Regions from separate parts of the Homo sapiens genome. Here region 1 is linked to region 2. Evidence: read pairs that join two places in POLR2A ChIA-PET (ENCODE). Cell type or tissue: PC-9. All regions are shown on one strand. Links, peaks and the distances in the headings refer to the core of each region. The heading gives the core; the rest is flanking DNA. Region 1 overlaps MLXIPL (MLX interacting protein like). Region 2 has its middle 9.1 kb from the start of CLDN4.

Region 1 (15,014 bases), core at 3,344-11,343, 220 kb after region 2:
TGGAAGCCCGAGGCAGGTGGATCACCTGAGGTCAGCAGTTCGAGACCAGCCTGGCCAACATGGTGAAACCCCGTCTCTACTAAAAACACAAAAATTAGCTGGGCCTGGTCGTGGGCGCCTGTAATCCCAGCTACTCAGGAGGCTGAGGCAGGAGAATCGCTTGAACCCAGGAGGTGGAGGTTGCAGTGAGCCAAGATCACGCCATTGCACTCCAGCCTGGGCAACAAGAGTGAAACCCTATCTCCAAAAAAAAAAAAAAAAAAAGGAAGATCTAGGAGGCTAGAGCATCATCCGAGAAGACTTCCTGGAGGAGGCAGCATGGGCACTTAATCTGAACGTCAAAGGCCAAGCAGGATTTCGCAGGGTGTCACTTGAGTCCCAGTCCCCTGGGGTGAGGTGGGGGATGAGGAAGCTGGGTGCCCCTGACCTGGCCCCCTTCTCTCAGATGTGAAGCGGAGGAAGAGCCCCGTGTGTGGCTTCGTGACCCCCCTGCAGGGGCCTGAGGCTGATGCGCACCGGAAGCCGGAGGTAGCTGGGTTCTGGACCGCCTGCCCACCTGCCCACCTGCCCACCCACCAAGACCAGCCCCTGCCTCCTGTAGCCTTGCGCTGAGCAGACAGGGATGGGGTGAAGGGTGGGAGATGGGTGTGCGGTGCTCCCCTCTCTACTGATCCCCCTCCCCCGGCCCCTACCCCAGGCCGTGGTCCTGGAGGGGAACTACTGGAAGCGGCGCATCGAGGTGGTGATGCGGGAATACCACAAGTGGCGCATCTACTACAAGAAGCGGGTCAGTGGGGGAGGGCCAGGGAGGCCCCAGAGCTTTCCTCCTGCGGCTGCCGGCTACCGCCCGCCTCGGAAGATCCCTGGAAAGGGGATCCTGACCCCCGAGCTTGCGCCCCTCGGGCCCTCCATTCAGTCCCGGGCCGACAGCGCCACCGTGTGGCCACAGCGTCTCCTAGCGGCCTCCTTACCTAGGGGTCGGGTGAGCTCCTGATGGGAAATGGGGGATCTCATCGCTTGTGAGTAGAGGAGACTTTGGGGGGAAAGTGATGGAGGATGGGGCAAGGGATCCGGTGTCCAACTCTGTGTGTCCCTGCAGCTCCGTAAGCCCAGCAGGGAAGATGACCTCCTGGCCCCTAAGCAGGTGGGTGCTCTGTAAGTCCAGCAGGCAAGGGCATCCCTTTGCCCCCCAAGTAGATGGGAGGCAGAGTTGACAGTTTCCGCCTCAGTGGGCAAGACAGTGGCTGGGCATGAGGGTGGAATGTGGGATGTTACTGCCATCCTGTGGTTCATTTGTTGAGCTCTTCTCTTCTTGGGGGGTGAGGGTGAGGTGGTGAGAAGACCCCAGGTCATTGAGCAAGTGGTGGGAGGCATGGGAGAACAGAGGGACCAGGCCGGGCGTGGTGGCTCACGCCTGTCATCCCAGCACTTTGGGAGGCCGAGGCGGGTGGGTCATCTGAGGTCAGGAGTTCGAGACCAGCCTGGCCAACATGGTGAAACCCCGTCTCTACTAAAAATACAAAAATTAGCCGGGCATAGTGGCGCATGCCTGCAATCCCAGCTACTCAGGAGGCTGAGACAGGAGAATCGCTTGAACCTGGGAGGTGGAGGTTGCAGTGAGCTGAGATTGCGCCACTGCACTCCAGCCTGGGCAACAGAGTGAGACTCCGTCTCCAAAAAAAAAAAAAAGAAAAAGAAAAAGAAAACAAACAAAAAAAAAAACCAGAGGGACCAAAGAACTGGGGTCCCAGACAGGAAAAAATCTAAAGAGCAGGAAGGGGACCCCTGTATCTGCATCCTGGTCTATCTCCTGGGGGAAGTTCTTAGAGGCCAATGGAGTGATCTTGGCCTTTCAAGCAGCAAGCTAGGTCCACTAGGGAAAGGTGACAGAGGTGTGAACAGACAGACCCTCTGTCCTGCTGACCACTTGACCCTGGAGAGGGGTGATATGGAAGATCGGGGCAGTGGGAGCTCTCTAGCGGCTGCTGACGGCTCTGTCTCCCTAGGCGGAAGGCAGGTGGCCGCCGCCGGAGCAATGGTGCAAACAGCTCTTCTCCAGTGTGGTCCCCGTGCTGCTGGGGGACCCAGAGGAGGAGCCGGGTGGGCGGCAGCTCCTGGACCTCAATTGCTTTTTGTCCGACATCTCAGACACTCTCTTCACCATGACTCAGTCCGGCCCTTCGCCCCTGCAGCTGCCGCCTGAGGATGGTGAGGGTCTGAGAAAGGGCAGGGGAGAGGGGTGAAGGCCTGTGAGATTCCAGGAGGCCAAGGGAGGGATGGCTGGGGATGGGGGTGGGGACCCTGCTCCTCCCTGCCTGCTGCTGCTGATGTCGCCACTGCTGCCTCCAGCCTACGTCGGCAATGCTGACATGATCCAGCCGGACCTGACGCCACTGCAGCCAAGCCTGGATGACTTCATGGACATCTCAGGTGGGGCGAGCCCCTCCCCAGGTCGGGTGGACGGGCAGGGTCTGTGTGAGGAAGGCCGATGAGCCCATCCCAGGCCCCTCTGGGAGGGCTGATAGTCTGGGTCGTTTCTTTTTTTCTGTCTTTTTATTTATTTATTTATTTTGAGATGGCATCTCACTCTGTCACCAAGGTTGCAGTGCAGTGGTGCCAACCTCTGCCCTCCAGACTCAAGTGATCCTCCCGCCTCAGCCTCCTGAGTAGCTGGGACTACAGGTGTGCACCACCAAACCCGGCTAATTTTTTTTGTATTTTTGGTAGAGATGGGTTTCACCATGTTGCCCAGACTGGTCCCAAACTCCTGAGCTCAAGCCATCCTCTTGCCTTGGCCTCCCAAAGTGCTGGGATTACAGGCATGAGCCACCATGCCTGGCAGGTCTGGGTGGTTTCTGAGGGTTCTTCCTGGTCTCCTTTTGTCCAGCTGGTGTGGCCTCCAATGGGGGCAGGGCCCAAGAGAGTACCTGGCCAGGGAACCAGGGGCTCCCAAGAAAGCAGTGAAGGCTGGGACTCTCTCAGGGGAGAGAAGAACTTTGAATTATTTGGGTCTATTTATTTTTCACACAATGCATTTTAAAACTATTTGCTAGGCTGGGCATGGTGGCTCACACCTGTAATCCCAGCACTTTTGGGAGGCCGAGTCAGGCAGATCACCTGACGTCAGGAGTTCGAGACCAACCTGACCAATATGGTGAAACCCCATCTCTACTAGAAGTACCAAAATTAGCTGGGCGTGGTGGCAGGCACCTGTGATCCCAGCTACTCAGGAGGCTGAGGTGGGAGAATTGCTTGAACCTGAGAGGCAGAGGTTGCAGTGAGCCGAGATCGCGCCACTGCACTCCAGCCTGGGTGACAGAGCAAGACTCTGTCTCAAAAAAATTAAAATAAAAAATAAAACTATTTACTAGAGAACATTTCAAACATGCACACACTAGTAGAGAAAGAGTAGCTCAGCAAAAACCTCCCAAGTCACCATCACTGATGTCACCGACTTATCAACTCTTGGCCAGTCTTTTATCCGAGAACATTCCTTCTCTTCTGTTATGTTTCTATTTTATTTTATTTTAATTTAATTTATTTTTGAGACAGGGTCTCATTCTGTTGCCCAGGCTGGAGTACAGTGGCACAATCACAGCTCACTGCAGCCTCAACCTCCCAGGCTCAAGTGATCCTCCCACCTCAGCCTCCCGAGTAGCTGGGACCACAGGCACGCACCATTATGCCTGGCTAATTTTTTTTATGTTTTGAAGAGACAGGGCCTCCCTGTATTGCCCAGGCTGGTCTAGAACTCCTGGGCTCAAGAGATCCTCCCACCTCAGCCTCCCAAAGTGCTGGGATTACAGGTGTGTGCCACCGTGCCCAGTGCGTTATTTTAAAGAAAATCCCAGGCATGCATCATATCTTGTAAAGCTTTTTTTTTTTTTTTTTTTTTTTTTTTTGAGACGGAGTCTCACTCTGTCACCCAGGTTGGAATGCAGTGAGTCCATCTCAGCTCACTGCAGCTTCCGCCTCCCAGGTTCAAGCGATTCTTGTGCCTCAGCCTCCTGAGTAGCTGGGATTACAGGCATGTGCCACCACACCCAGCTACTTTTTGTATTTTTAGTAGAGACGGGGTTTTGCCATGTTGGCCAGGCTGGTTTTGAACTCCTGACCTCAAGCGATCCTCCCACCTCGGACTCCCAAAGTGCTGGGATTACGGGTGTGAGCTACCGCGTCTGGCCTAAAGCAATTTTTGTAAGTCATGAGTGTCCCTGCCTCCCTCTCCTGACCACAGGGCCACCAAGTTACTGATTCCTCAGTGTCCTCCCAGAGATGCTCCTGTCAGTAGAAGCACATGTGGACAAATGTCTCTGTTTTCACAATTGACTTTCCAAGTGGCCTTCCTCACTTCGCTGTAGGTCTTGCAGGTTATTCCCGATAGCCACACATTTAGGGACCCCCGGAGCTATGTGCGGGCCAGGTAGATATCCAGGCTCAGCCCGTCTCATCGAAGCCCCTGGGGACAGAAAGAGGGTCCCTGGGATAAAGCTTAGTCTTAGTGACCTCCTAATTCCTTCCCCACGGGGTCCTGGGCCTGTCAATCAAGAGGTGGAGGCCTATGGGGCGGGAACTAGGGAATGAGGAACCACCCCCACCCCTGTTCCAGTCCCGGGAGGGGGTGGGGGCTGCCCAGGGGCAGAAGTGTGCATGGCAGTGCCCTGGGAGCAGGCCAGCCTGGGAGGGCAGCGGCCCTGTCTGGGCACACAGCGCCCGGCCACAGGTAGGAGCCCAGCCACCCCCACCTGGGGTCTGGGCAAGACCAGCAGGGACTGGGGCTAGGAGGCGATGTCTGGCAAGCCCGGGTGGCTGCTGGCGCATGGGGGAAAAAGTGTGGGCCACACAGAGGAGGTGGCTCGTGTGGCCCTCTCTTATCAAACATTCCGTGTACCCAGAGGGCAGAGCGCACTGGTACCACCAAGACGGCAGCTCTCGTTGCCCCCAAGAGCCTCCCACTGGGGAGGTCTGGCTGGAAACCCAGGGAGGGGACCAGAACTCTATGGAGGCAGGAGGCTTAGTGAGGGGTGCTCAGGGAGGCAGCCAGAGGCAGAGGAGCTCAGGGAGGGGATGACAGGTCAGGTCCGTGGAGGGGACAGAGGCTAGGGAGGGACTTGGGCCCTGGTGAGCAGCTCGGGCTGGGAAGCAACTTCTCTCAAGGCAGGGTGGGGACAGGCCTGGGCAACGATGGTAAGCGGGTGGCTGGTGACTCAGGGATGAGAGGGCCTTGCGGCCCCATGACCCCTGCCCGGGACCCAGGGAGTGGGCAGCAGCTGTGAGCAGGGAGGAGCCCTAGGCCCTCAGCGGCCTGGGGCCAGGCACAGCATGAGGCTGATTCTAGAGCCAGGGCCTCGGGGACCTAGTGACAGGAACTGTGGACCCTGGGAGATGGGGGAGCAGCAGTGACCACTCGCCATCTCCCACCTGGTCCCCCTTTTTTTGAGATGGAATCTTGCTCTGTTGCCCAGGCTGGAGTGCAGTGGCATCATCTTGGCTCACTGCAACCCCCACCTCCCGGGTTCAAGCAATTCTCCTGTCTCAGCCTCCAGAATAGCTGGGACTACAGGCGCCCGCCACCACGCCTGACTAATTTTTGTATTTTTTTTTTTTTTAGTAGAAACGGGGTTTCCCCTCATTGGCCAGGCTGGTCTCGAACTCCTGACCTCAGGTGATCCGTCCACCTCAGCCTCTCAAAGTGCTGGGATTACAGGCGTGAGCCACCGCGCCTGGCCTGGTCCCCCTTTTAAAGAAAGGCAGCAGGGGGGCCTGTAATCCCAGCTACTCAGGAGGCTGAGGCAAGGAGAATTGTTTGAACCTGGGAGGCTGCAGTGAGCCGAGATCGTGCCACTGTACCCCAGCCTGGGCTACAGAGCGAGACTCCATCTCAAAAAAAAAAAAAGAAAGAAAGAGAGAAAGAGAGAGAGAGAGATGAAAGAAAGAGAGAGAGGGAAAGAAAGGAAGGAAGGAAGGAAGGAAGGAAGGAAGGAAGGCAGGCAGGCAGGCAGGCAGGCAGGCAGGCAGGAAGGCAGGCAGGCAGGCAGGCAGGCAGGTGGACAGCAAGAAGACACCGTTTTGCCATGAGGTTAGACACGCGGACAGGCACAGAGCAGACGCACGTGCACCATGCTATCATGGCAGGACAGGTTCACATGGCCTCAGACGGAGCGACAGACACCCAGAGGGTAGGCAGAGGCTGCGTGCAGACCCCATGCTGAGACTCCAGGGTTCAGCGACTGCAACACACAGGCTCTGCACCCTCCTGCAAAGCAAAGCCACTGACGACACACAGGGCCGGGCGCGGTGACTCACTCCTGTCATCCCAGCACTTTAGGAGGCCAAAGCAGGAGGATCGCTTGAGCTCAGGAGTTTGAGACCAGCCCGGGCAACATGGCAAAACCCCATTTTTGCTAAAAAATACAAAAATTAGCTGAGTGTGGTGGTGCATGCCTGTAATCCCAGCTACTCGGGAAGCCGAGGCATGAGAATCGTTTGAACCCAGGAGGTGGAGGTTGCAGTGAGCCGAGATGGTGCCACCGCATTCCAACCTGGGTGACAGCAAGGCACGGTGGCTAACTTCCTCCCCTCGCCCTGCACCCCTTTCCCACCCTGGCATTCTCTCTGGGCACCTCCTTTCTGTACCAGCAGATCAGGGAAAGGGAGCCACCAGGGGATGGGAAGGGGGACTTCCTGAGCTAAGCCTGGTGCTGTGCAGGGGAGGGGACTGCTTCCTGGGGTTCCTGTTCACACCCACAGTCCCCTGCTGTCTCCCACGCAAGCTCATTATAATCCCAGCACTTTAGGAGGCTGAGGCAGGAGGATGGCTTGAGGCCAGAAGTTTGAGACCAGCCTGGGCAACATAGCACGATTCTATCTCTGGGGGATGGGGTTGGGGGTGAAGACACAAACACACACACACACACACACACACACACACACACACACACTTGACCCTGCAGTGGGTTCTGGGTTTGGGGTGACCTTATCTAACTGACTCCTGGTCTCCTTGGAGGTGGCTCCTGGGAGGCAGACTTGAGCAGCTCTCCTGGCAGGGGGGTGGGAGGGAAAAAACTGGGAGCTGGGGCCCACCCAGGTCTGTGGGGAGTTGTCACGGTGGGGTCGGAACTGCCCAGACTAAGAGGCCTCAGGAGCTGGCACGGATCACAGGCTGGTCAGGGTCAGAGAAAGGTGCCCGGAAGGGAGCGGGTGGGCGGGCGGCGCCCAGGCCCGGGATGTGGTCAGGCCGTGGCCAGCTGCTTCCCAAAACCAGAATAGCCCAGGACTTACACAACCCGCACCCCAAACAATCCGCTACTGCCTCCCCCAGCTCTCGCAGGCTTCCCAGACCCCTTGCCCCACCCCACTCAGAGCCCACCCTTAGGCCCCTCTCGCCCCCACCCCACTCAGAGCCCACCCTTAGGGCCCCTCTCGCCCCCACCCCTTTCGGAGCCCAGCCTTAGGCCCCTCTCGCCCCCACCCCACTCGGAGCCCACCCTTAGGCCCCCTCTCATCCCCACCCTACTTGGAGCCCACCCTTAGCCCCTCTTGCCCCCACCCCACTTGGAGCCCAGTCTTAGGTCCCCCTTCACCCCCCCCCCACTTGGAGCCCACCCGTATCCCCCTCTTGCCCACACCCCACTCAGAACCCACCCTTAGGCCCCTCTCGCCCCCACCCCACTCAGAGCCCACCCTTAGCCCCTCTTGCCCACACCCCACTTGGAGCCCAGCCTTAGGCACCCCCCTCACCCCCATCCCACTCAGAGCCCACCCATATCTCCCTCTTGCCCACACACCACTCAGAGCCCACCCTTAGGCCCCTCTCGCCCCCACCCCACTCGGAGCCCAGCCTTAGGCCCCTCTCGCCCCATTACACTCTTCACCCCACTCCTAGGCTCCACCTGTTGACCTTCCAACAAACCAAGCTTGTCCCGGACCCAGTGACCTCACGTTCCCCCTCATCTCCAACTCACCCTCTTGAACTTCTGCCACCCTGGGGCCCCTCCCATGCCAGGCCTCCTCCCCTAGCACCGTACCCCTTTTCCACCCTGGCACTCGCTCTGGGCACCCCCTTTCTGCACCTCCAGCAGATCAGGGAAGGGGAGCCACCAGGGGGTGGGGAGGGGGACTTCCTGAGCTAAGCCTGGGGCTGGGGAGGGGAGGGGGCTCCTTCCTGGGGTCCCTGTTCACATCCACAGTCCCCTGCTCTCTCCCACGCAAGCTCATTCCACCCAAGACGGTTGCTGCTTCCCCTAATCGAGACAGAAACCCTCCCAGTTTCACAATCTTCTGTGGAAGGGACCCCCACCCTCTGCCCGCCAGTCCCCATGTCCCCACCCGCCAAGGCTGGGGACAGGCCACTCTCCTCTCAGCTGTTTCCCAGCCATAGCCCTGGCCCTAACTGCTGTTGCCCTGTGTGTCTGAATTACAGATTTCTTTACCAACTCCCGCCTCCCACAGCCGCCCATGCCTTCAAACTTCCCAGAGCCCCCCAGCTTCAGCCCCGTGGTTGACTCCCTCTTCAGCAGTGGGACCCTGGGCCCAGAGGTGCCCCCGGCTTCCTCGGCCATGACCCACCTCTCTGGACACAGCCGTCTGCAGGTGAGCTCACCCCACCCCGTCCAGCCCTGTGTAGCTCACTTGAGAGCTGTTCCTGCCCTGTTCATGTCCAGGAGGTATCAGACACTCCCTGAGTGCCCAGTCTTCTGCTTGGAGATTGGAGGGAAAGAAAGACCCCATCTCTGCCCTCTGGGAGGGACCCCGTGAAGCAGAACTGGACAAAACGGTTGTGGGAGAAAGCTAAGGGCATGGAGACCATGGAATGGGCTCCACCAAGGGCCAGTTGCTTGTGGAAGGCTTCCTGGAGAAGGGGAGTTTCTGGGCCTTAGAGAATAGGTCAGCTTTGGACAGAAGGGACTGGCTGACCTCAAGCCAGATGGGAGAACAGCAGGAACAAAAGCTTCGAGGCAGAAAGCTGAGCGTGGATGTTTAGGAAACAGTGAATCTACCATTTTGGTTCATCAATTCCCCATATGCAATTCTTTTTTTTTTTTTTCTTTGAGACAGAGTCTCACTCTGTCGCCTAGGCTCGAGTGCAGTGGCATGATCTCGGCTCACTGTAACCTCCGCCTCCCGTGTTCAAGCGATTTCCGGCTTATTTTTGTATTTTTAGTAGAGACAGGGTTTCACCATGTTGCCCAGGCTGGTCTCAAACTCCTGACCTCAGTAGTCCGCCCGCCTCGGCCTCCCAAGGTGGTGGGATTACAGGTGTGAGCCACCACACCTGGCCCCCAGGTGCAGTTCAGAAGTTGCTTCCTGCTGCTTGGTTATAGGCCTTTTCCCTCCATCATCAGACTTTTCAGGTGCTAATTCTAATCGGTTGCTGAGGGGTGTCTCTCCTCCATCAGACAGTGAGCTCCTTACTGAAAGGGTTATGTTTTGCTCACCACTGCATTCTCTATACCTAATACAGCTCAGGCACATAACAGCACTCAGTGAATGGTTGTCCAATGAGTGAGTCAGTGACTGAATGAATGAGCAAGTGTGCAGATGAATGGGCGTGCTGGTGAATGGATAGATGCATCTTAGACTGCGGTGGAGGCACACGTGGGTTGGTGGATATATGGGTAGGTGAGTGGTTGGGTGGATGGGTGGGCTGGTGGATGGATACATAGATGAATAGTTTAATGGATTAGTGAATGGGTTCATTGGTGGTTAAGTGGCTGGAAATGTATAGATGGTGGATGGATGGAAGGATTATGGATGGGTTGGTGGATGAATGATGGAAGTATAGATGGTTGGATGGATTAGTTAATATGTTAATATCTGGTAGGCTGGTGGAGAGAGTGGTAGATGAGCTGGTTCATAGATTGATAAATAGGTAGGTGAATGGATGGAAGACGGATGGATGGAGAGATTGGTGGATGAAGTAGTAGATGGACAATTGATGAATGGATGGGTGGGTTGGTTAGTGGATGGATTGGTGAAGTTAGTGGATGGATGATGAAGGAATGGTAGGTTGGTTGGTGGATGGATCAGTGGACAAGTTAGTGGATGGATGGATGATGAATGGATGGGTGAGTTGGTTGGTGGATGGATTGGTGGACAAGTTAGTGGATGGATGGATGAATAAGTTATTTGGGAGACAAATGGACGGGCAGGAAGATTGATGCTCCGCTGTTCCTGCTTTTTGCATAAATGTACTCGACTCCCTCCTCTCATTGTAATTTCCCTGCTGCATGTATATGTTCGCACACCTGTGTGTGTTGGAAGGCAGGGCTCATTTCTCCTATCTCTCCCCAGGGCCCCAGTCTAGAGTTTGGCCAGGGCAAGGCAGGGCAGGGGAGGCCCAGATGGCTGCCAGGGGCAGCTCTCTCCCCTGCTCTCTGAGTGTCTGTCTGTCCCCCCAACCAGGCTCGGAACAGCTGCCCTGGCCCCTTGGACTCCAGCGCCTTCCTGAGTTCTGATTTCCTCCTTCCTGAAGACCCCAAGCCCCGGCTCCCACCCCCTCCTGTACCCCCACCTCTGCTGCATTACCCTCCCCCTGCCAAGGTGCCAGGCCTGGAGCCCTGCCCCCCACCTCCCTTCCCTCCCATGGCACCACCCACTGCTTTGCTGCAGGAAGAGCCTCTCTTCTCTCCCAGGTTTCCCTTCCCCACCGTCCCTCCTGCCCCAGGAGTGTCTCCGCTGCCTGCTCCTGCAGCCTTCCCACCCACCCCACAGTCTGTCCCCAGCCCAGCCCCCACCCCCTTCCCCATAGAGCTTCTACCCTTGGGGTATTCGGAGCCTGCCTTTGGGCCTTGCTTCTCCATGCCCAGAGGCAAGCCCCCCGCCCCATCCCCTAGGGGACAGAAAGCCAGCCCCCCTACCTTAGCCCCTGCCACTGCCAGTCCCCCCACCACTGCGGGGAGCAACAACCCCTGCCTCACACAGCTGCTCACAGCAGGTGAGGGCCAGCAACGGGGAGAGGAAAGCCTGGGGAGGGAGGCCAGGGGGTGGGGAGGACAGGGGGTTTTGGGAGCAGAAGATGAAGGTGAAGGGGCAGGTCCAGTTCAAGGGACAGAGTGGCAAGGAATGAGGGATGTGGGGCCTGTACCTAAAAGGGGTGTGGACTCTTGGGAGGGGCAGGATGGGGTCTTGATAGATGCCGGGGGTGGGCCAGCCCCAGTAGCCTCACGGTTCTGCCCGTGCACAGCTAAGCCGGAGCAAGCCCTGGAGCCACCACTTGTATCCAGCACCCTCCTCCGGTCCCCAGGGTCCCCGGTAAGATCTCGGGCACTGGGCGGTGGGGCTGTGCCCACGGCCTTCAACCCGACTCTCCGCCCTTCTCCACCCCAGCAGGAGACAGTCCCTGAATTCCCCTGCACATTCCTTCCCCCGACCCCGGCCCCTACACCGCCCCGGCCACCTCCAGGCCCGGCCACATTGGCCCCTTCCAGGCCCCTGCTTGTCCCCAAAGCGGAGCGGCTCTCACCCCCAGCGCCCAGCGGTAAAGAGAGGGGTTGCAGGGATTGGGGGAATCTAGGGGATGAGGGGAAGAGGAGGAAGAAGAAGGGGACTGGGTCTGGGGCCAGATGAGAGGAAGGGGGCAATGGGGACCCTTTCCCCTGGGTCGGTCTTTCTGTGGGTCTGTCTGTCCCTACCACAGGCAGTGAACGGCGGCTGTCAGGGGACCTCAGCTCCATGCCAGGCCCTGGGACTCTGAGCGTCCGTGTCTCTCCCCCGCAACCCATCCTCAGCCGGGGCCGTCCAGACAGCAACAAGGTGGGCACCATCCCCCACCCCAAGATCGGTTTGCTACCCCCAGGCCCTCCTGGGCTCCTTCCTAGGCTCACCCAACTCTCTGCTCCCCGAGACCGAGAACCGGCGTATCACACACATCTCCGCGGAGCAGAAGCGGCGCTTCAACATCAAGCTGGGGTTTGACACCCTTCATGGGCTCGTGAGCACACTCAGTGCCCAGCCCAGCCTCAAGGTGAGCCCCGGGCCCAGGCTGGCACCCCCAAAACCACAGGGCCCCTTTCTGGACCCCCCCCACCCAAAACTCAATTGCAGGGGAGTGCTCCAGACACTCTTGCCTCCTCCCATCCCAGTGCCTCAGTGGGTCCCAGGGTACAGCCTCTAGCACCTGCCTGAGCCCCCCTGGTGGCGTCTGCAGGTGAGCAAAGCTACCACGCTGCAGAAGACAGCTGAGTACATCCTTATGCTACAGCAGGAGCGTGCGGGCTTGCAGGAGGAGGCCCAGCAGCTGCGGGATGAGATTGAGGAGCTCAATGCCGCCATTAAGTAGGCAGGGTCCAGGCGGGTGCTGGGACCAGGGGGCCATGCCGCCTTACCCCCAGCCCCTGACCCCTGCCCTGCCCCCAGCCTGTGCCAGCAGCAGCTGCCCGCCACAGGGGTACCCATCACACACCAGCGTTTTGACCAGATGCGAGACATGTTTGATGACTACGTCCGAACCCGTACGCTGCACAACTGGAAGTTCTGGGTGGTATCCTCCCTCAAGCCCATGGCTGGGGGGCTGCAGGGGCTGTGGCAGGGTGAGACCAGGCTGGGCCTGGGATGGAGGCCTAGCTCTCCAGGCCGGGCAGGCTCAGAGCTGCTCCCAGGTGACAGGCTCTGGCTCTGCCCCCTGCTTCCATGCCCTGGCCATCTTGGCCAGCAAAATTGCCCAGGGATGGGGGGCTGGGAGCAGAGAGGGAAACTGAGGGAGGAGTCCTTGGGTAAGGGGAGCCTTGGCCCTGACCTCAGGAAGCCCCGAGGGCAGTTTGGGAGAATCTGAACTCTGGAGTGAGGACTACAGAAGACTTGGAATCCACTCCCTGATCTGGCTCAGGGGTCAAGTTCTTGACTGAGCCCAGGCAGGGAGCTCAGGGATGGGGGATGGTTCAGCACACAGTAAGGGCCGTGGAGGGGCAAGGAGGAGGGGACTGAGAGGCAGAGAGCTGGGAAGGTCTTGGCAGGACAGAAGTAGGGACTGCAAGCCAGGTGCGGTGGCTCACGCCTGTCATCCCAGCACTTTGGGAGGCCGAGGCAGGTGGATCACTTGAGGCCAGGAGTTCAAGACCAGACTGGCCAACATGGCAAAACCCCATCTCTACTAAAAATACAAAAATTAGCCAAGCGTGGTGGCATGTGCCTGTAATCCCAACTACTCGGGAGGCTGAGGCAGGAGAACAGCTTGAACCTGGGAGGTGGAGGTTGCAGTGAGCCAAGATTGTGCCACTGCATTCCAGCCTGGGCAGCAGAGTGAGACTCTGTCAAAAAAAAAAAAAAAAAAAGTCCGAGCACAGTGGCTCACGCCTGTAATTCCAGCACTTTAGGAGGCTGAGGTGGGTGGATCACGAGGTCAGGAGTTCGAGACCAGCCTGACCAACATAGCGAAACCCCGTCTCTACTAAAAATACAAAAATTAGCCAGGTGTGGTGGCGCACACCTGTAATCCCAGCTACTCAGGAGGCTGAGGCAGGAGAATTGCTTGAACCTGGGAGGCAGAAGTTGCAGTGAGCTGAGATCGTGCCACTGCACTTCAGCCTGGGTGACAGAGCGAGACTCCGTCTCAAAAAAAAAAAAAGAAGAAGTAGGGGCTGCAACATGAGTCATTGGGGTTCAACGTTAGACAGTGTCCAGGCCCTTTCTTCCCCTGGTTTGAACTGGGCATCAGGGCTCCACGTGGTGTGGGGGGACCAGCTGGACCACAGGCAGCTCCTTGACCTGGGCCCAGTTCAGCATCCTCATCCGGCCTCTGTTTGAGTCCTTCAACGGGATGGTGTCCACGGCAAGTGTGCACACCCTCCGCCAGACCTCACTGGCCTGGCTGGACCAGTACTGCTCTCTGCCCGCTCTCCGGCCAAGTACGTGAGCCATCTCCCTGCCTGCTAGAGGGACCCAGCCTCGGGGGTGGAGGGAGCATTCCACCCTGCTTAGATCCCACATCCAGCTTGCCATCAACACAGCCTAGGGTTGTGGCCACCCCGCATCCCCCAGATGGTCCTCTGGCCACCAGACGCCTGTAGACAGAGGTTCTAGGAGGGGGTGACAGTCTTGCCAACTAATACCTCCCCCTATCCCTTTGGTTCCACATCCAAGGGTAGGGCCCTGACCCCAGGAAGTGTCTGTCTCTCTCTCTCTGTCTCCCACCCAGCTGTCCTGAACTCCCTACGCCAGCTGGGCACATCTACCAGTATCCTGACCGACCCGGGCCGCATCCCTGAGCAAGCCACACGGGCAGTCACAGAGGGCACCCTTGGCAAACCTTTATAGTCCTGGCCAGACCCTGCTGCTCACTCAGCTGCCCTGGGGGCTGCTTTCCCTGGGCACGGGCTCCAGGGATCATCTCTGGGCACTCCCTTCCTGCCCCAGGCCCTGGCTCTGCCCTTCCCTGGGGGGTGGAGCAGGGTCCAGGTTTCACACTTGCCACCTCCTGGAGGTCAAGAAGAGCAGAGTCCCCGTCCCTGCTCTGCCACTGTGCTCCAGCACCGTGACCTTGGGTGACTCGTCCGCTGTCTTTGGACCGCTGTGTTTCAATCTGCAAAATGGGGATGGGGAAGGTTCAATCAGCAGATGACCCCCAGGCCTTGGCAGCTGTGACATTGGGGGCCTAGGCTGGCAACTCCGGGGGCTCAACGGTGGAAAGAGGAGGATGCTGTTTCTCTGTCACCTCCACTTGCTCCCCGACAGGTGGGGCACAGACCTCTGTTCCTGAGCAGAGAAGCAGAAAAGGAGGTTCCCTCTCTCTGCTCCTTCACTGCTGACCCAGAGGGGCTGCAGGATGGTTTCCCCTGGGAGAGGCCAGGAGGGCCTGATCCCAGGAGACACCAGGGCCAGAGTGACCACAGCAGGGCAGGCATCATGTGTGTGTGTGTGTGTGGATGTGTGTGTGTGGGTTTTGTAAAGAATTCTTGACCAATAAAAGCAAAAACTGTCTGCTGGTTTGTTGGTGTGCTGGTCAGTGTCTCACACTGGGATGGAGAGAGAGCCTGTTGGCAGTGGGAAGTGGCTTTGCAGAGGGCCTGGGCATTTAC
Region 2 (15,014 bases), core at 2,381-10,380:
ACCCAGAAGGATGCATAGTCCTTGAGCTTCCTGAGGGAAAGTCTTCAAGAGTGCCATGGTTTGGGTTAAAGCAATCAGTGAGTACCCATGGGAGGTATTTGAGATGGATCTGTTGACCGGCTAATGAAGCACAGGGCAGGCTGGGACAATCTAGCATGGTCCACCTGTGTTACAGACGGGAAGTTGAGGCCTGGTATTGTGGTTAACTCTATACACATCCGTCTTCCCTGCTAGCCTGGGGCTCCTAGAAGACAGGAACAATGCCTTCTGCAACCTCAGTGCCCAGCATCTGGCTTGATACATCACAGATGCTCAAGAAATGTGAGGAGTGGTTGCTGCGGCTCATGCCTATAATCCCAGCACTTTGGGAGGCCAGGATGGGAGGATCGCTTAAGGCCAGGAGTTTGAGGCTGCAGTGAACTATAATCGCACCATTTCACTCCAGCCACGGGCAACAGAGCAAGACTCTGTCTCAAAAGAAAAGAAAAAGAAATGTTTGGGCCGGGTGCAGTGGCTCACACCTGTAATCCCAGTACTTTCGGAGGCCAAGATGGGCAGATCACGAGGTCAGGAGTTAGGCCAACATGGTGAAACCCCATCTCTACTAAAAAATACAAAAATTAGCTGGGTGTGATGGCGCACGCCTGTAATCACAGCTACTCAGGAGACTGAGGCAGGAGAATCGCTTTAACCTGGGAGATGGAGGTTGCGGTGAGCCAAGATCGCGCCATTGCACTCCAGCCTGGGTGATAGAGCGAGACTCCATCTAAAAAAAAAGAAAAAAAAAGACATGTTTGATGATGGAAAGAACGAAGCATTCTCCAGTTTCAAATCACACTCCTATACCTTGACCCCCATCATAGGCACACACACCAAAGCAAACAGAGATGGTTTCTGCCCAGACCACGCCTCCCTGGGGCTTTCTTTACAAGGCTCCCTCTACACACAGAGCCTATGGGCTGAATAACACCAGAGATAAGTAACATCATGATTGGCGATAAGTGCTTTCCTGGAGATGACCTCATCACAGCCTCCTGCCAGTCAGCAGGGCAGGGACTTTTATTGCCTTGGCTCAAAGGAGTACACTGAAGCCCAGAGAAGGCCAGGGCCTTGCCCAGGACGGGTGGGCACTCCAGCATGGGTGCCTCCTTCCCCAGGTGCCTCTTACCTGTGGTCCCAGCCAGGTAGCCTTTAACAAGCTTTCTGAGTAGACACGTGACTTGGCCAGATGGCCAGAACCTGCCCCCCCCAACCCCCCGCCCGCCTCCTGCCCCCCCGGCCCCCGGCCCCCGCCCTGCCACTTCCTGCCCTTGCTTTCCTGGGACACAGCCAAGTGCCACTTGGAGAAGCAGGCATGGGGGAGGGGAGCATGCAAGCCCTACAACAGTCCACCTGTGGCCCTAAGAAGCTGTCCTTCCCTCCCAGGCATAGCCACGCGTATCGGGAGCTGAGAGCAGGGAGGGGTTGGGGGTTGAGGAGAGGGCAGGTACAGAGGCTCCAGGCATAGAGCAGACACAGGGCAGGGGAAGAAGCACAGAGCTCACGCAGGGCTAGGGGACCCAGGTGTGAAGGAGAGGCCAGAAGGATGTCCTTGGGGATCAGCCAGTAGCTCAGCACAAGTGGAGCTGGAGAGAGATTTGTTGATGCTTTGTTGATGCCAAGAGACCGTTGGCTCAGTCCCACCCACCTGCTGCGGGAAAAACACCAGCAAAGGCAAGGTGCTTCTCTCCTCTCCGCTCCAGCTCCCATAGCCCTAAGGCAGAGGAAAACAAGGAAATTTACCTCTAGGCCTGCATCTGGCCCTCTTCCCAAAGCCCGAAGATCTTTTACAGGAACACCTTATAAGACATCTGCCATTCATCACCTTGGTTTTGGGGTCAGAGAGTACAGGGTTGGCACTCATTTATTTTCTTTTTCTTCTTTATAACATGCACTGTGTGATTTTGTGCTGACAGAATTGGATCACGTGCTTTTTTTTGTTTTTTGTTGTTGTTTTTTGTTGTTTTTGTTGTTTGTTTTTTGTTTTGAGACAACACGATCTCTGCTCACTGCAGTCTCCACTTCCCGGGTTCAAGCAATTCTCATGGCTTAACCTCCCGAGTAGCTGGGAGTACAGGCGCACACCACTACGCCCAGCTAATTTTTGTAGTTTTAGTAGAGACAGGGTTTCAGCATGTTGGCCAGGCTGGTCTCAAACTTCCAGCCTCAGATGATCTGCCCGCCTCGGCCTCCCAAAGTGCTGGGATTGCAGGCGTGAGCCACTGCGCCTGGCCACACCTGCTGGTTTCTATCAAGGATAAAAACCACCAGATCAGCTCACCCATCTCTGCCCACCCCATAAACCATCTTTCCAGCCCAGGAACCATCTCTGAGCCACAGCTTCCTCCTTTGTAAAAATGAGGATGTTGCACCCCCTCCAGGATCAAAAACAAAAACAGACGTGAAATGAGATGGGGATGTGAAAATGCTTCATGAGCCAAAAAGCTCAGGACAAAAGCTGGGAAGCTGTGTATCCATAAGCCATCCTACCAGCCCTGTGACCTTGGAGAAGCCAATTCCATCTCTGAGCCCCAACTTCCTCCTTTGTACAATGAGAACACTGGGGCCCACTCCCCAGTCTGAGATACACATGAAATGAGAGAAGGAAGTAAAAATGCTTTGTGAGCCAAAAAGTTTAATAACAAGAGGAGGGAGCAAAGTTCCGTACGCAAAGCAGCTGCTGCGCAGTTCGGATCCTGATCATAACAGGTGGGAGCTAGGACTTTTCAGACCCCTGTCCCCAGAGTTCCAGGGGCTTGGCCAAGTCCCCAGTTGTTTTGTTTTGTTTTGTTTTGTTCTCTTTTTTTGAGACGGAATGTCGCTGTCACCCAGGCTATAGTGCAGTGGTGCAATCTCGGTTCACTGCAACCTCTGCCTCCCAGGTTCAAGCGATTCTCCTGCCTCAGCCTCCCGAGTAGCTGGAACTACAGGTGCTCGCCACTACGCCCAGCTAATTTTTGTAGTTTTAGTAGAGACAGGGTTTCAGCATGTTGGCCAGGCTGGTCCCGAACTTCTAGCCTCAAGTGATCTGCCCTCCTCAGCCTCCCAAAATGCTGGGATTGCAGGCGTGAGCTACCCCGCCTGGCCCCAAGTCCCCAGTTGTAACACACACACATGCAGCTTGCCCTGAGTTCAGCTCCCTGGGAGTCCCTAGCAAAGGGGCAAAAACAAAGTCTCCCTTCTAACCCCAAGCTCCCGCTGGCATCTGAGCCCCAGGGCCAGTGATGGACCACTGTCCTGCAGCCAAAAAGATCTCTGTGAGCTGAGCAGTCTAGCTCCCAGAGCCCGTACTCCACGTCTTCTGGGAACAGGAAGACTAAAGCCAGGGAAGCCAGTGTATATTAAATTGATTCCTAGGGCGGACACAGTGGCTCACACCTGTAATCCCAGCACTTTAGGAAGCTGAGGTGGAAGGATCACTTGGGCCAAGAGTTCTAGACCAGCCTGGCCAACATGGTGAAACCCCGTCTATACTAAAAATTAGCTGGGCATGGTGGCGTGTGCCTGTGGTCGGGAGCTGCTCGGGAGACTGAGGTGGGAGAATCGCTTGAACCCAGGAGGCAGAGGTTGCAGTGAGCTGAGATCACACCACTGCACTCCAGCCTGAGCGACAGACCAAGATCCTGTCTCTTAAAAAATAAAAAACAGTAGGCCGGGCACGGTGGCTCACGCCTGTAATCCCAGCACTTTGGGAGGCGGAGGTGGGCGGATCACGAGGTCAGGAGATTGAGACCATCCTGGCTAACATGGTGAAACCCCATCTCTACTCAAAATACAAAAAATTAGTCGGGCATGGTGGTGGGCACCTGTAGTCCCAGCTACTTGGGAGGCTGAGGCAGGAGAACAGCGTGAACCTGGGAGGCGGAGCTTGCAGTGAGCCGAGATCACGCCACTGCACTCCAGCCTGGGAGGCAGAGTGAGACTCCAACTCAAAAAATAAAAAATAGTAAAGGATGGAATTTTTTTCTTTCTTTAGGCAACAAGATCCTATTTCTTTCTGAAGTCCTTGAGCTCAGATTGGAGTCCTGGCACCAGGCTGAACAGGAGAGTCCCTGGCCCTCAGCCTGACCGCCCACACCAGCGGACCATCCACCCCCTCGGCCTGGTGCTGGGTGATGGCAGGCCTGGCTGACCAGTCTGGCGAGACTGGCTGAGCGGGTGCTGCCCCCAGGTTGGGCACCACGTGGGCCGTGGGTGGGGGCGGTGGCCACCTCTGGGGTTTCTTCTAAGGAAGAGAAGAAAGACCATACTGATGCCTCCTGGCTGGAGTCCCAGGGTCTGGCACTTCTGGTGGCAAGGATGGGGAGAGGGGCTGAGCAAAGGGAGGGGACTCGGTGAGAGAGCTTAGTTAGAGAGACTCAGAAGAGATGACTGTGTGAAGGGGAGGAGGCTTACACAGGGGACAGGACTTAGAGGACCGTTGTTAAATTACTTTACCCCAAATCGGTGCATCGATTTCAGTTTATGTCTGTCAGTTTCAAAACACCTGGCCAGGCATGGTGGCTCATGCCTGTAATCCCAGCACTTTGGGAGGCTGAGGCAGGAGGATTACTTGAGGCCAGGAATTCAAGACCTACCTGGGCAACATAGTGAGACCCTTTTTCAAAAACAAATTTTTTTTTTTAATTAGCCAGGCATGGTCGCATACACCTGTAAATCCCAGCTATTCGGGAGGCTGAGGCAGGAAGATCACTTAAACCCAGGAGTTGGAGGCTACAGCGAGCCATGATCATGCCACTGCACTCCAACCTGGGTGACAGAGCAAGACCTCATCTCTAATAAATAAATAATTAGCAAGCCCGTATTTACCGTGACCTTCAGCATTCCCACCATCCTACCCAGCTGTCCAGCCCTTCACAGGCCATTCCCCCACTTCACAGGGAGGTCCATAAACCCTCCTTCCCACCCACCTCCCCGACTCCCTCCGGCTCCCGCCTCCTCACTTCAGGGCAGTCCTGTCTCTACTGGATTTTACTCCAATTTCCCAGAGGCGAGGGAGGAAGAGGACCTAAGGGCGGTGGAATTCCTGAAGACCCTCTAATCTGATGGAGGAGTCAATCCTCTCCAGCCCCACCCCTCCCTCTCCCCATTCAGGGCAGCCTCCTCCTGCCAGGCACCTCTGCCCTGGCCTCTCAGGGAGCAAGCCAGCCAGTAAACCATGTTTTGAGCACCTGCTTCGGGGCCAGGCACTAACCTAAATGCCTTCGGATAACATTGAATAACAGGAAGTCATTTTATCTCACTGCAAAACAGTGCAGGGGCATCATTGTTGTTCTCTTGTTTTTGTTTTTAAGACATGAAGTCTCGCTCTGTCACCCAGGCTACAGTGCAGTGGCACAGTCGTAGCTCACTGAAGCCTCAAACTCCTGGGCTCAAGAAAACCTCCACCTTCAGCCTCTGGTGTAGCTGGGACTACAGGTGTGCACCACCACACCCAGCTAACTTCTTATTTTTTTGTAGAGACAGGTTCTCCCGATGATGCCCAGGCTGGTCTCGAACTCCTGGCCTCAAGAAGTGATCCTCCTGCCTCAGCCTTCCAAAGTGCTGGGATTGCAGGTGTGACCATGCCTAGCCCATTCCCATCTTAGAGATGAGAAAACTAAGGCTCTGGGAACTGATGTGACATTCCAGGGCCACCAGAATAATGGCAAGACTGGTATCCACACCCTGCCTAATGTCTGATTCTGGGGCTCATCCTCTACCCCTACTCTCCTATTTATTACTCTTCGTCTTTTTTTATTCCTTCATTCTTTCTGGAAGGACATGCTGAGCGCACTGGGCCAGGCCCAGGGCTGGCATGGAGCTCATCAGGGTGTAATCAGGCCAGCCTGAATTTAAATAAACAGCTCCCACGCAGGGAAAACAAGCTCTGTGTGAGCACTGGAGAGTGAAAAATCAACTCTACCTGGGGCACACCAGGCAGGATTCCTGGAGGAGGTGGCAGGTGGAGAGGAGACCTGAAGGGTGAGTAAAAGCTTAGAGACCTATGAAGAGGAGAGAGCTCTCGCAAAAGGAGAGTAGCAGGGACAAAAACGGGTGTGTGTGTGGGGAGGAAGTATCTGTGGAAAACTCAACTTGAGGAGTCGGAAGCCAGACAGGTGAGGGAATAGGGCTGGAAAGTAAGTTGGGAGCATCGGTGTGGGCCTCAAGGGCGCAACCCAGGAGCTTGGGTTAATTGGAGGGAGAGTCAGGAGGGTGGCCTTGCTGTGGGCTGGGTGATGGAGGACAGAGGAGGTAGGGCTTCACTGGGAGGGTGTCCCTGTCTCAGGACCAACCAGGACTCCCAGAGAAGCCCCCCTGGTCCCAGGCCAGGACAGGTCTTGTCACCAGTAGGCAGAGCAAGGAGCTGGGATCGTCCTATCCTGCTTCCTCTTGGAATATCGGAGGATGCCAGAACACAGAACCCAGAAGCCGGGCACACCCCTGAGGATGACGGTTTACAGAGAAGCTGTCTGCTTCTGTGACACACCAAGAGGCTGAGAGAAACCCGCACGCTGACCAGGAGACTCCTAGGTCGGCAGCCCATGAGTCAGCAGTGACAGAGCCAGGGACAAAACCAAGGAATCCGGGATCATCAGCACCATCTCACCCCATTTCGGGGTGACTCAGAGATCGTATTATCCCTCCCGGCACAGAGGCCCCAGGCCTGGCCTCTCTCCTGCCCTGTGTCCCCGCCCCATCTCTCCCACGTCTCCCAGCATGGATGGGTGGACACCAGCCACGCCCTCTCCTGTCACACACAGATACTAATCTCTTGCCTTCTCAGAGCCCAAGAAGTCCAGCTGCCAGATCTTTGCCCTATTGCCAGGTGTACCTACTGACCCAGCCCTGCCGGAGCCCTCATTCCCTGCCAGCTCCCATGTCTGGATCATCTCAGGCCCCTGGAAGGGCACACCCCTCTCTGACCTGTCCCCTCCCCTGGGGAGCAGGAGGCAGGGTGGGGCCAGGAGCAGCCACACTGGTGATTAGGTTTGAGCTTTGTAATTTTTCAATTTTTTTTTTTTTTTTTTGAGGCAGAGTCTTACTCTGTCACCCAGCCTGGAGTGCAATGGCGCGATCTCCACTCACTGCAAGCTCCACCTCCCAGGTTCAAGCGATCCTCCTGCCTCAGCCTCCAGAGTAGCTGGGACTACAGACGCCCGCCACCATGCCCGGCTAATTTTTGTATTTTTAGTAGAGACAGGGTTTCGCCATGTTGGCCAGGCTGGTCTCAAAATCCTGACCTCAAGTGATCCACCCGCCTTAGCCTCCCAAAGTGCTGGGATTACAGGCGTAAGCCACCACGCTCAACTCAATGCTCTTTTTATATCAGGGCGTAAGCATTGTGGCTTGAGCTTTTGAAGTGTGCTTCAGCGCTCACCCACAGCACTCATCTCCCACCTCTTTTCCTCCCTCCCTCCCTCCCTTTATGCTTTCTTGCTTCTCTCCAACTGAGCAGGGGGAGTGTGGATGCCCAGGGGCCTGCCAGCTGCCACCCAGTTGGTGTCACTACCCCCCCAGCATCAGTCTCCATCCCCATGTCCCCATACAGGCTGGCTCTCCTCACCCACATCCGTGCAACAAGCATCCATGTTTATTTTCTTTCAGTCAATTTCATTCCCATTCTTTGCCATCTCAGCAGGCTGGCAGAGAACTCACAGTCAGTCCTTCCTGTAGCTCCCACTCTGACCTGGATATATGCGGTCCCAGGACATCAGGAAGGGAAGGCCCTCACTTGTCCCATCAGCCATTGCCAAGCTTTGGCTGCCATAAAAACCTCCAGGCTTCAGTTTGTGTGATGTCTTCAGGGCCTGGGGCTCACTGGCCTTGCAGTCACACTGAGGAATCAGAAATCACTGGTGGGACCAGACGAGGTGGCTCACGCCTGTAATCCCAGCACTTTGGGAGGTCCAGGTGAGAGAATCACTTAAGGTCAGGAGTTCCAGACCACCCTGGGCAACATAGCAAGACCCTGTCTCTACAAAAAAAAAAAAACAATTTTTTTAAAGATTTTAGGCCGGACGTGGTGCCACACAACTGTAATCCCAGCACTTTGGGAGGCCCAGGTTGGTGGGTCACTTGAGGTCAGGAGTTCGAGACCAACCTGGCCAACGTGGCGAAACCCCGTTGCTACTAAAAGTACAAAAATTAGCTGGGCGTGGTGGCATATGCCTGTAGTCCCAGCTACTTGGGAGGCTGAGGTGGGAGAATTGCTTGAATCCAGGAGGCGGAGGTTGCAGTGAGCCAAGATCACGCCACTGCACTCCAGCCTGGGCAACAGAGGGAGACTCCGTCACAAAAACAAACCAACCAACCAACAAAAAATTAAAATAGTTGTTATTGGGGTCTTTGTGAATAAAACAAAAATAAAATGGAGGCCGGGTGTGATGGCTCATGCATGTAATCCCAGCGCTTTAGGAGGCCGAGGTGGGCAGATCACAAGGTCAGAAGTTAGAGACCAGCCTGGCCAACATGGTGAAACCCTGTCTCTACCAAAAATACAAAAAATTAGCGGGGCATAGTGGAAGGCACCTGTAATCCCAGCTACTCAGGAGGCTGAGGCAGGAGAATCACTTAAACCCGGAGGCAGAGGTTGCACTGAGCTGAGACTGCACCACTGTGCTCCAGCCTGGGCAACAGAGCGAGATTCTGTCTCAAAAAAATAAAATAAAATGGAAAAAAAAAGAAGAAACAAAAAAATCTGTAATCCCAGCACTTTGGGAGGCCAAGGCGGGTGGATCACCTGAAGTCAGGAGTTCAAGACCAGCCTGGCCAAATGGTGAAACCCCATCTCTACTAAAAATACAAAAATTAGCTGGGCATGGTGGCGCACGCCTGTAATCCCAGCTACTCGGGAGGCTGAAGCAGGAGAATTGCTTAAACCCAGGAGGCGGGGGTTGCAGTGAGCCGAGATCGGGCCACTGCATTCCAGCCTGGGCGACGAGCAAAACTCTGCCTGAAAAAAAAAAAAGTGTTTTTTTTAGTTTAAAAGAAGTTTTTAAACTCCAAAAAATGTATGCAGATACTTCTGCCCTCATGGCGGGGAGAATAACATGAGTATGGGCTGTACAGGGTGACTTCGTTCCAAGGGGTGCAGCACAGGAAGGGTAACATTACAGCGGAGAAAGCTGGCAATCACTGCCCCAGCCAGGAGATCAAAGTCAACATCAGTAGTTATTTGTCATGCTAATAATCTATACTCGTGATAGAATGTAAAGCAAATGGCACTTTACCTGTGATCTTTCTCCTAAAAACCCATAATCCTAATCTAATCATGAGAAAAACATCAGACAAATCCCAAGACAGGAGCATCTGCGATATAGCTGACCAGCACTCCTAAAACCTGAAGATCGTCATAACAAGGAAAGGCTGAGACACTGTGGCAGCCAAGAGGAGCCGTCGTTACGTGATGACTAAATGTCACCTGGTGTCCTGGGTGGGCTCCTGAAGCAGAAACAGAACACTGGGGAAGAGCCATAGAAATCAATATATGTAAACGAATGCAAATATGTGTAAATAAATGTAAATAGTATGTAAGTAAGTGTAAATTGTATGTAAATAAATGTGATATGGGATCCCAGATGAGATCCTGGAACAGAAAAAGACCATTAGATAAAAAACTGTGTGGCTGGGCAAGGTGGCTTACGCCTGTAATCCCAGCACTTTGGGAGGCTGAGGAGGGAGGATCACTTGAGGTCAGGAGCTCGAGACCAGCCTGGGCAACATGGTGAAACCCCGTCTCTACTAAAAGTACAAACATTAGCCAGATGTGGTGGCGGGTGCCTGCAGTCCCAGCTACTCGAGAGGCTGAGGCAGGAGGATTGCTTGAACCCGGGAGGCGGAGGTTGCAGTGAACTAAGATCACACCACTGCACTCTAGTCTGGGTGACCGAGCCAGACTCTGTCAAAAATAAATAAATAAATAAACAAAAAAACCTGTGGCAATCCATATAAAGCATACACTTCAGTTAATAACATTGTATCAATATTGATATCAACATTGGTTCATTAACTGAAACAAATAGGCAGTATTAATGTAAGATTTTAATAGTAGGAGAAAGTGTGGGGATACACAGAACTCTGTATGATCCTCTCAATTTTTCTATAAATCTGAAACTGTTCTTAAAAATAAAGCCTGTAGGCCAGGCCCAGTGGCTCACGCCTCTAATCCCAGCACTTTGGGAGGCTGAGGCAGGCAGACCACCTGAGGTCAGGAGTTCGAGACCAGCCTGGCCAGCATGGTGAAACCCCGTCTCTACTTAAAATACAAAAAAAATTAGCCAGGCGTGGTGGCAGGCATCTGTAATCCCAGCTACTCAGGAGGCTGGGGCAGAAGAATTGCTTGAAACTGGGAGGCGGAGGTTGCAGTGAGCCGAGATTGTACCACTGCACTCCAGCCTGGGCAACAGAGCGAGACCTGATCTCAAAATAATAAATAAATAAAAATTTAAAAAATAAATTAAAAAATAAGAGCTGGAAGAAAGAAAGAAGAGGCCGGGAACAGTGGCTTGAGCCTGTAATCCCAGCACTTTGGGAGGCTGAGGTGAGAGGATCTCCTGAGGTCAAGAGTTTCAGACCAGCCTGGCCAACATGGTGAAACCTCGTCTCTACTAAAAATACAAAAATTAGCCAGGCGTGGTGGCACTCAACATAGTTCCAGCTACTCAGGAGGCTGAGGCACAAGAATCACTTGAACCTGGGGGGTGAAGGTTGCAGTGAGCCAAGATCGTGCCACTGCACTCCAGCCTGGGCAACACAGCAGACTCCATCTCAAAAAAAAAAAGGAAGAAAGGAAGGAGGGAGGAAGGGATGAAGGAAGGAAAAAGGGAGGGAGGCAGGGAGGAGGGAGAAAGCAAGGGAGGGAGAGAGAAAGGAAAGAAGGAAGGGAAGGAGGGAGGGAGGAAATCAAAGGAAGAAAGGAGGGAAGCTGAGCCCCAGCCTCACCTCCTCTAGGGAGACTTCCTGGCTTCTGCTTGGGCAGTAAAGGGGCATTGAAGGAGCCAGCGGGCAGGACTCAGTACTCAACGTTGCTCAAGTTCCAGAACCTCTGGTGGAGAATGTCCTGTTCATAGGAGATGCATGCTGAAGTTCTGGACAGTCAATTGTCATGATGTATTCATCTAGCTTTCAAATGGTTCAGGAAAAAGCGAAGTGCGTGTATGTAGGGAGAGAAGAGATAGACTGCAACCATAGTAATGTTAGCGTTTGGTGAACTGGAGCAAAGGGCATCTGAAAGTTCACTGGACTATTCCTGCAACTTTTCCGTAGATTTTTTTTTTTTTTGAGATGGAGTCTTGCTCTGTTGCCCAGGCTGGAGTGCAGTGGTGTGATCTCGGCTCACTACAACCTCTGCCTCCCAGGTTCAAGTGATTCTCCTGCCTCAGCCTCCCGAGTAGCTAGGATTACAGGCGCCCACCACCACGCCTGGCTAATTTTTGTATTTTTAGTAGAGACGGGGTTTCACCATGTTGGCCAGGCTGGTCTTGAACAACTGGTCTCAAGTGATCCGCCCACCTCGGCCTCCCAAAGTGCTGGGATTACAGGCTCAAGCCACCGCACTCAGGCTTCTGTAGCTTTTTAAGTTTTTCTTTTTTCCTCTTTTTTTTTTTTTTTTTTTGATACAGGGTCTCACTCTGTTGCCCAGGCTGGAGTGCAGTGGCGCCATCTTGCCTCACTGCAACCTCAACCTCCCCAGGCTCAGGTGGCCCTCCCACCTCAGCCTCCTAACTGAGACTACAGGCACATGCCACCACACCCAGCTAATTTCTGTATTATTTGTAGAGATGGGGTTTTGCCATGTTGGCCAGGCTGGTCTTGAACTCTTGGGCTCAAGCAATCCACCCACCTTGGCCTCCCAATGTGCTAGGATTACAAGTGTGAGCCACTGCGCCCAGCCAGCCTGGTTTTAAGTTTGCAAAATAAAAACTGGAGAGAAAAATTAAGAAGGGGAGAGTCAGGTGAGTGAGTAGGAGGAACTCACCTCCTAGGTGGAAAAACATGTGGCAAAGGCCCGGAGGCATGGGAGAGCTGGGGTAGGACCTGGGGCCTGGGAGGTGTGGCTGAAAGAAGGTGAGAGAGGGCAACTGGAGGTGGAGGGGCCGGTGCTATGGTTTATGGTTTCCATATTTGTCCACTTGAAATCTCATGTTGAAATTTTTTTTCCCGAGATGGAGTTTTGCTCTTGTTGCCCAGGCTGGAGTGCAATGGCGTGATCTCGACTCACTGCAACATCCGTCTCCCGGGTTCAAGTGATTCCCCTGCCCCAGCCTCCTGAGTAGCTGGGATTACAGGCATGCGCCACCACACCCAGCTAATTTTTGTATTTTTAGTAGACACAGGGTTTCACCATGTTAGTCAGGCAGGTCTCAAACTCCTGACCTCAGGTGATCCGCCCACCTCGGCCTCCCAAAGTGCTGGGATTACAGATTTGAGTCACCTCACCCAGCCCAGTGTTGAAAATTGATCCCCAGTGTTGGAGTTGGATCTGGTGGGAGGTGTCTGGGTTCTGGGAACAGATCCCTCATGAACGGCTTGGTACCATTCTTGCAGAAGGGAGCGAGTTCTCACTCTTAGTTCCTGCAAGAACTGGTTGTTGAAGAGAGCCTGCCACCTCCTTGCCCCACTCCCCACCAACTCTCTCTACCTTCTTCTGTCATCATGTGATCTGCAAACACCTTTGGAAACTTCCTGAGGTTCTCACCATAAACGGGTGCTGGCTGGGCGAGGTGGCTCACGCCTGTGAATCCAAAGCTTTGGGAGGCCAAGGCTGGGGAGGATTACTTGAGCCCAGAAGTTCAAGACCAGCCGGAGCAACGTAGTGAGATTCCATCTCAAAAAAAAAGGACATTTTTTAATTAGCCAGGTGTACCAGTGCACACCTATAGTCCCAGTTACTTGGGAGGCTGAGGTGGGAGGATCACTTGAGCCAAGGAGTTGGAGGCAGCAGTGAGCTAGGATCTCACCACTGCACTCCCACCAGGCAGCAGAGTGAAACCTTGTCTCTCATAAAGAGGCAGATTTCGAGACCAGCCTGGCCAACATAGAGAAACCCCGTCTCTACTAAAAATACAAAAATTAGCTGGGCGTGGTGGTGAACACCTGTAGTCCCATCTACTCAGGAAGCTGAGGCAGGAGAATTGCTTGAACCCAAGAGGTGGAGGTTGCAGTGAGCCCAGATTGCACCACTGCACTCCAGCTCTGGAGGAACAGAATGAGACTCTGTCTAAAAAAAAAAAAAAAAAAAAAAAGCAGCAGATGCTGGCACCATGCGTCCTGTACAGCCTGCAGAACCATGAGCCAAATACACCTCTTTCCTTATAAATTTATCCAGCCTTGGGGGGAAGGGGGAGGGATAGCATTGGGACAAATACCTGATGTAAATGATGAGTTAATGGGTGCAGCACTCTAACATGGCACGTCTACATATCTAACAAAGCTGCAGGTTGTGCACATGTACCCTAGAACGTAAAGTATAAAAAAAAAAAAAACCTTATCCAGCCTCAAGTATTCCTTTATAGCAGCACAAAAGGGTCGAAGTCATCCAGAGAAGCCAGAATCTTCAGGGTGAGATGCTGAGAAGAGCTTCAGTGCAGGTGTGCCAGCCCAGGGACAGTGCGGGGACGGCAAGGGGACAGAGGCAGCAGACGATCAGCTCAAGGCAGGATGGACCTGCTTCCTTGCCTGGCTTCCTCATCCAGCCCATCCTTGCCCAGGCCCCAGAGCTACCCAAGGGCTGGGTCATACCAGCGAACACACACACAAGGCTCTCCCTGTCCCCATGTCCCCAGCTCCGTGACCACCAAAGCCACAATTCCCTGCTCTCTCTCCAGCATCTGACCCAGCACCCTGTACGTCTGGCTTCACCGCTTTTGGGGATGTGGCATTCCCTGTCCCATCTAACATCACCATGGATGAGTCTGGTCCAAAATGACCTTCCCAATTATTTCCCTTCTCTGTGTTCTGGATGGACTGGGGAGAGATCAGACCTTTTTATCTTGGAGGACAAGGCCAGTAACAATTATTTATTTATTTATTTATTTTTATTTTTGAGACGGAGTTTCGCTCTTGATACCTGGGCTGGAGTGCAATGGCGTGATCTCGGCTCACTGCAACCTCCGCCACCCGGGTTCAAGCAATTCTCCTTCCTCAGCCTCCCGAGTAGCTGGGACTACAGGAGCACACCACCACGCCCAGCCAATTTTGTATTTTTAGTAGAGACGGGGTTTCTCCGTGTTGGTTAGGCTGGTCTCAAACTCCTGACCTCAGGTGATCCGCCCACCTCGGCCTCCCAAAGTGCTGGGATTACAGATGTAAGCTGCTACACCCAGCTCTTTTCTATTTTTTATTTTTTAGAGACAGGGTCTTACTCTGACACCCAGGCTGGAGTACAGTGGTGCGATCATAGTTCACTGCAGCCCTAATCTCCTGGGGCTCAAGTGACCATCCAGCCTTAGCTTCCTGAGTAGCTGGAACCACAGGTGCATGCCAACATGCCCAGTTAAATTTTTTTTTTTTTTTTTGGTAGAGGCAGGGTCTTGCTATGTTTCCCAGGCTGGTCTTGAACTCCTGGCATCAAGTGATCCTTCCACCTTGGCCTCCCAAACTGCTGGGATTATAGACATAAGGCACTACACCCAGCTCTTGTTTGTAGTTTCTCTTTGTAGTGATGAAAATGTTCTAAAATTGACCGTGATGATGGTTGCACACCTCTGTGAGTATCCTAAAAGCCATTGAAATGTGCATTTTGAAAGGGGGAATTGTATGATATGTGACTTCTATGTCAATAAAGCTGCTTCAAAAACAATAATTAGCACTTCTCGAATGCCTGTCCAATGCCAGGCTGGCCCCCCACAGACACTATTAACCCGCAGGACACAGAAGCTTGGTGGATTAAAGTGACTCACCCAGAGTCACACAGCTAGTGGAGTTAGAATTTGAACCCAGAACCACTGGTAAACAGTTATAGCTCAATAAAGCTGCCTCAGCTATTCTGGAGG

Evidence for each region. Peaks named below come from ENCODE experiments on the same cell type or tissue, not always from the same donor. Only the 100,000 strongest peaks of a DNase experiment are listed, where the experiment ranks them.
Region 1: POLR2A ChIA-PET joins it to region 2 with 11 read pairs; 3 of 35 experiments call an interaction of 5 or more read pairs at or near these places.

Annotation. Positions count from the first base shown.
Region 1 is chr7:73,593,104-73,608,117 of GRCh38, reverse strand. It overlaps MLXIPL (MLX interacting protein like), which reads left to right. Exons shown (of 17, transcript NM_032951.3): 3 at 446-528; 4 at 698-787; 5 at 1,100-1,144; 6 at 2,007-2,208; 7 at 2,350-2,430; 8 at 8,423-8,592; 9 at 10,405-10,936; 10 at 11,186-11,253; 11 at 11,329-11,479; 12 at 11,639-11,754; 13 at 11,846-11,965; 14 at 12,149-12,276; 15 at 12,358-12,481; 16 at 13,715-13,844; 1 more. The coding sequence ends at 14,253. Among named protein-coding and RNA genes, the nearest start is that of TBL2, 22 kb to the right of the region's middle. RefSeq lists enhancers at 1-579, 4,965-5,259, 4,752-5,288 and silencers at 4,965-5,259, 5,985-6,279. In PC-9, for the core only: no CTCF peak of the experiment used is centred there; no DNase peak of the experiment used is centred there.
Region 2 is chr7:73,814,352-73,829,365 of GRCh38, reverse strand. No RefSeq gene overlaps it. Among named protein-coding and RNA genes, the nearest start is that of CLDN4, 9.1 kb to the left of the region's middle. RefSeq lists enhancers at 873-1,167, 716-1,363, 1,364-2,011, 5,915-7,114, 8,909-9,487. In PC-9, for the core only: no CTCF peak of the experiment used is centred there; DNase peaks (open chromatin) are centred at 4,205 and 6,715; H3K27ac peaks cover 5,843 bases.